2 separate regions of the Homo sapiens genome follow, and region 2 is linked to region 1. A link is a loop called in an ENCODE intact Hi-C map of the cell type or tissue named here. Cell type or tissue: OCI-LY7. All regions are shown on one strand. Each heading gives the region's core, and the rest is flanking DNA. Links, peaks and the distances in the headings are about the cores only. Region 1 overlaps EPS15L1 (epidermal growth factor receptor pathway substrate 15 like 1). Region 2 overlaps C19orf44 (chromosome 19 open reading frame 44).

Evidence for each region. Hi-C counts contacts between places; a loop is a spot of excess contacts. Peaks named below come from ENCODE experiments on the same cell type or tissue, not always from the same donor. Only the 100,000 strongest peaks of a DNase experiment are listed, where the experiment ranks them.
Region 2: it touches region 1 in a loop (9-fold over the local background); 4 of 110 quality-filtered maps call a loop at or near these places.

The regions. Positions count from the first base shown.
Region 1 is chr19:16,440,168-16,443,073 of GRCh38, forward strand. It overlaps EPS15L1 (epidermal growth factor receptor pathway substrate 15 like 1), which reads right to left. Exons shown (of 24, transcript NM_001258374.3): 2 at 2,011-2,052; 3 at 1,725-1,814; 4 at 695-742. Among named protein-coding and RNA genes, the nearest start is that of EPS15L1, 30 kb to the right of the region's middle. RefSeq lists enhancers at 894-1,394, 1,395-1,895. In OCI-LY7, for the core only: CTCF peaks have their summits at 1,679 (motif pointing right) and 1,882; a DNase peak (open chromatin) is centred at 1,674; H3K4me3 peaks cover 1,095 bases; H3K27ac peaks cover 2,220 bases.
Region 2 is chr19:16,513,221-16,516,126 of GRCh38, forward strand. It overlaps C19orf44 (chromosome 19 open reading frame 44), which reads left to right. Exons shown (of 9, transcript NM_032207.4): 7 at 1,277-1,443. Among named protein-coding and RNA genes, the nearest start is that of C19orf44, 18 kb to the left of the region's middle. In OCI-LY7, for the core only: CTCF peaks have their summits at 1,660 (motif pointing left) and 1,859; a DNase peak (open chromatin) is centred at 1,621.

The DNA.
Region 1 (2,906 bases), core at 123-2,622:
CATGCCCATAATCCCAGCAGTTTGGGAGGCCGAGGTGGGCAGATCACCTGAGGTCAGGAGTTCGAGACCAGCCTGGCCAAGATAGTGAAACACTATCTCTACTAAAAATACAAAAATTAGCCAGGCATGATGGTTCTCGCCTGTAATCCCAGCTACTCCAGAGGCTGAGGCAGGGGAATCACTTGATCCTGGGAGGTGGAGGTTGCAGTGAGCCGAGATTGCACCACTGCACTCCAGCCTGGGCAACAGAGTGAGACTCCATGTCAAAAAAATAAAAAATAACACCAATGTTATTTTCTGGCTCTGATCACTGTGCTGTGGTTATGTAAGACACCATCACTGGGGAGAGCTGGCAAAAGATACACAGGAACCCTCCAAGCTATTTGTGCAACTTCCACGAGAGACTGGTCCAAAATAAAAAGTCTGGACAACACTTTAATCACATGTAAGGTTACAAAACATTAAAAGAAAAATAAATAAATAAATAAATAAAAGATACACTAGCCATGAAAGATGGCTCCAAGTGTTTAAAAGACCTTTATTTCAAAATGAAAACTTCCCGTGTTAAGTTTGACAGCCGTGCTCATGCCTAGTAATACTTGACAGTGGAGGAATGTGGAAGGAGCCGTGGAGGTCACCCAGCCTGGGGGCTCTGCCCAGCCCCTCCATTTGCTCTGTGTACATGTGTATATACCTGTTTGTCCAAGAACCCTTTACCTTCTGGATCGGCCAAGTCCCATATCTGCGGAAACACAAAAATGCTCATAAGCATGACTGCCGATCACTGTCCACGTGTTAACAAAAACCAGAGCCGCCACCACCCCATCACTGGCCTTGCGGGGCAGGAGTGACTGTCCCCAGGTTGTCCTGCAGATGAAGAAGCCAATTCAGAGCAGGTGAATGATCTGCCCAGGGGCGCACAGCCAGTCAGCGGCAGGGCCCAGAGGACATCCAGGTGCACTCAGCTCCCAAGCCAATGGTGTTTATGACACCCTTCTTCCCCCAACTAAAGTCCGCAAGTGGCCAAGCGCGGTGGTTCACGCCTGTAATCCCAGCACTTTGGGAGGCCAAGGTGGGCGATTCACCTGAGGTCAGGAGTGCGAGACCAGTCTGGCTAACACAGTGAAACCCCGTCCCTACTAAAAATACAAAAAATTAGCCGGGCGTGGTGGCAGGTGCCTGTAGCCCCAGCTACTCGGGAGGCTGAGGCAGGAGAATGGCGTGAACCCAGAAGGTGGAGCTTGCAGTGAGCTGAGATCACGCTACTGCACTCCAGCCTGGGCGACAGAGCGAGACTGTCTCAAAAAAAAAATTAGCCGGGTGTGGTAGCATGTGCCTGTAATCCCAGCTATTCAAGAGGCTGAGGCAGGAGAATCACTTGAACCCGGGAGGAGGAGGTTGCAGTGAGCCGAGATCGCGCCGCTGCATTCCAGCCTAGGCAACAAGAGCGAAACTCTGTCTCAAAAAAAAAAAAAAAAAAAAAAGTCCACAAGCTATCAAGACCCCAAAAGTACTCGGGTTTCTTATCTGCTACCAAAGTAGTGGTGGGGGCTGCCACCTGGGCATTTGGATCCACCAGCTGCAGCCTGAGAGGTCTGCAGCGACCAGGCCACTACCCAGGAGGCCGGGCCCCATGGAAGGAGGCCTGCACAGGCTGGCCCTGACCTGCGGGGGGAGCTGTGAGGGCAGCCACAGAAGAGAAATCACTATTCATCTTCACATACCTTCCCAAGGATAATGTCCGAGAGGCCAGACTTCTTTAGAAAAAGCGCAGCTTCACTCGCCCCCACCCTCCCTGTGTATGCCGGATCGACCTGAAATGGGAGACCAAGAGGCAAAATAACTTTTCAGCAAATGCAGCAGCAGGTGAAGTGGCACCCGCCACGCTAACTATCCGCTGACAGTGAACAGAAAAGGACAAAAGGCCGCTCAGCCGGGCTTCTATTCTGTACTGTGCTTTCAGCTCAGGCATGCTCTAGTTCCATCTGAAGAGACATCAGCTAAACTTACCTGCTTGTAATAAGATTCATACAACGAATTTCCAGTGGGAATCTGTAAATGAAACCACAGATATTGGTCAAAAGTGAACACAACCCCTTGGGGAAAAAAAGGGTTGCCCCCTCAATTTTGTCATGACCAAAATATATGATGATAGTTAGAGTCAAAATGCATGCACTTTAAACATCCTCTGAACACAGAATTCAGTTTATCTTCAGACACAGATATTATTATGCTTACCTGATTTAGAAAAAGTAAGCTTAATGTTCTTTAATAAATCCTGATTCTAGGGCAAACAATATAGTCACTCAGGAAACAGCAGCAGCAGCCCAGTGTCAATTTCCATTCACTGAGCAAAGGGATTTCAGCTCCTGGAGAGCTCAGAGGGAAAGGACACTCTATCCTCTGAGATTGTTCTCTGGCTCCGGAATCAGAAAAGAAGTTTCCACGCATTATCATAAATCACCAGGCCTGCAAGCTTTCGACCAGTTTCCCTGGCCTGGGTCTGGTTCTCAACCATCCCATCCATCCTCCTCCAGCTACCTGAGTGCTCAGAGACGCACACTGACCAGCCCGCGCCCGGAGAGCGCTGGCCAGTAACTGTTCCCACCAGGGAAGGAAGGAAGTGCAGTGTCCTCAGCTTGGCACTGAAGATATTCCATTTCCCGACACCTCAGAGCCCCAAGACATCGCTGTTTGGAGGTCACTTCCCCATCTAGGGTCACGCAGCTAATCGGGGCCACCAGAGGCCACACCTGGATCCAGCCTGGCTGGCGGCCAAGTCCAGACACTTCCCGCTGTGTCCTGAGCTCTGCCAGACGTCTCCCAGGGAAGGGGAGGGACACCCAGGGGAGTGTGCCAACCTGGTGGGGAATTATGCAGTCCCTGAAATGCTGGCTGTAAAAGTT
Region 2 (2,906 bases), core at 297-2,796, 73 kb after region 1:
GGTCCATTGGGCAGGGATTATTGCAGCCACAGGCACCTGCCATGAGGAGAGAAAAGGTGTGGATGCCCTTGAACCTTCTGTCTCTTGCAAAGAGACACCAATGTCACACAAAACAAGAGGGTGAAGAGTGATGCTTCTGTGCCCTGCACCCCAACAAGGCCACTTTTTTTGTTTGTTCGTTTTGAGACAGTCTCGCTCTGTTGCCCGGGCTGGAGTGCAGTGGCGCGATCTCCACTCACTGGGACCTCTGCCTCCTGGGTTCAAGCGATTCTCCTGCCTCAGCCTCCCGAGTAGCTGGGATTACAGGCACCTGCCACCACGCCCGGCTAATTTTTGTATTTTTAGTACAGACAGGGTTTCTCCATGTTGGCCAGGCTGGTCTCGAACTCCTGACCTCAAATGATCTGCCCACCTCGGTCTCCCAAAGTTCTGGGATCACAGGCCTGAGCCGCCCTGCCTGGCACAAGACCACTTTTGTTTTGTATGTTCCCCTTGGTGGCATTACATCAATAAGCCATAGTTTATTTCCCCTGAAGACATGTATTTGACTGATGCTGAGTTGCACAGCCTGGGTAGACATTCCCTTGCCTCCTGGGCTGAGTCTGTGTGGCCCTCACAAAGGCTCCAGTCCAGCCTGAGGCATGAGGGAGGGGCCCCAGCAGCCATCTTAGAGAGTTTAGTCTTTGTCGAGTCCAGTGGAGCCAATAAAGGCTTGTGATACACGTAGGGGTCCATCTGGTACCTACTATTTTTTTCCCTTTTCAATTTTTTAATTTTTTTTTTTTGAGACGGAGTCTTGCCCTGTCACCCAGGCTGGAGTGCAGTGGTGTGATCTTGGCTCACTGCAACATCTGCCTCCCAGGTTCAAGCGATTCTCCTGCCTCAGCCTCCCAAGTAGCTGGGACTACAGGTGTCTGCCACTACACCTGGCTAATTTTTTTTTTTGTTTTTTTAGTAGAGATGGGGTTTCACTATGTTGGCCAGGCTGGTCTCAAACTCCTGATCTCGAACTCCTGATCTTGTGATCCGCCTGCCTCAGCCTTCCAAAGTGCTAGGATTACAGGTGTGAGCCACTGTTGCTTAAACCCAGGAGTTCGAGGCTGCAGTGCGCTGTGATGGCACCGCTGTACTCCAGCCTGGGTGGCAGAGCGAGACCCTGTCTCCAGAAAAAAAAAAAAAGATTTCAGAGAGCAGCCTGGCACCTGAGCGGTGGGGGGGGGGCTGCAGAATTTGTGGGGCCCCAGCGAAGCCACCGAGTAACGCGGAGCTGGGTCAGCCCTGACCGCTTACAGCCCGGCCGTGCTGGCACTCCATGATGTGCTGAAGCAGCAGCTGAGCCTGACGCAGCAGTTCATCCAGGCCAGCCGGCACCTGCACGCCTCCCTCCTGCGCTCCCTGGACGCGGACTCCTTCCACTACCACACCCTGGAGGAAGCCAAAGAGGTGAGCGCAGCTCCCCATGGGCAGGGGCAGGGCAGTAGGGGAGCGGCAGCTCCCAGAGGCCGGGCCGAAGGGATATGGGCCGGGGCCTGGGCTCCAGCGCTCAGCCCAGGGCTGCAGGGATGCAGTGGGGCCATCACCTGTCCCTGTGGAGGGAGCCTCATTTCCTGCCACCCTGTGGCAAAAGCTGGTACAGGGTGGGGTGCTGAGCTCCTGCACCTTGCAGCCAGCCCCGCCTGGGCTGTGTGACCTCAGACTAAAGGGACCTACTGTTCGTGGCACTGTTTTCTCCCATGGGAGGGGTCCTGTCCCTTTCCCTGAGCCTCCTGAGACATCCCCGAGATGGGGCCAGAGGCGGCCCAGCTGTTCTCCTCAGCAATCACCCTCACCTCTTTTTTTACCCTCTAAGAATTTTTATCTGATTACCAGCCAGGTGCCGTGGCTCACACCTGGTGCTTTGGGAGGCTGTGATGGGTGGATCACTTGAGGTCAGGCGTTTGAGACCAGCCCGGCCAACGTGGTGAAGCCCCATCTCTACTAAAAATACAAAAATTAGCCAGGATGGTGACGGGCGCCTGTAGTCCCAGCTACTCAGGAGGCTGAGGCAGGAGAGTCGCTTGAACCTGGGAGGTGGAGGTTGTAGTGAGCTGAGATCGTGCCACTGCACTCCAGCTCGGGTGACGAGCAAGACTCCGTCTCAAAAAAACTTTTTAAAATCTGATTACCAAAAATTACGTGGCTGTTTTCTGAAAATCTTGTTGCAGAGATGTGTAACCTGCAAGTTCTCCTTAATTTCAGAGGTAACTATTACCAAGCTGATATATATACTCCTTCAGACTCTTGTATGAACCATAGTATGCGTATTTCTTTTTTTTAAAATTTTTTTTTGACGGAGTTTTGCTCTTGTTGCCCAGGCTGGAATGCAGTGGTGTGATCTCAGCTCACTGCAGCCTTCGCTTCCTGGGATCAAGCGATTCTTCTACCTCAGCCTCTCAAGTAGCTGGGATTACAGGTGCCTGCCACCATGCCCAGCTAATTTTTGGGATTACAGGTGCGAGCCACCATGCCTGGCCACGTATTTCTTTATAGAAATGGCATTATACTATATGCAGTCCTTTATGGTGATCTATTCATAAACTTTTTTTTTTCTTTTGAGACTGAGTTTCACTCTTGTTGCCCAGGCTGGGGTGCAATGGTGCAATCTCAGCTCACTGCAACCTCCGCCTCCTGGGTTCAAGTGATTCTCTTACCTCACCTTCCTGAGTAGCTGTGATTACAGGTGCGAACCACCATGCCCAGCTAATTTTTCATATCTTTAGTAGAGACAGGGTTTCTCCATGTTGGTCAGGCTGGTCTTGAACTCCCGACCACAGGTGATCCACCTGCCTCGGCCTCCCAAAGTGCTGGGATTATAGGCGTGAGCCACCGCCCCCTGCTTTAAACATTTTACATAACAAATTTTTCAG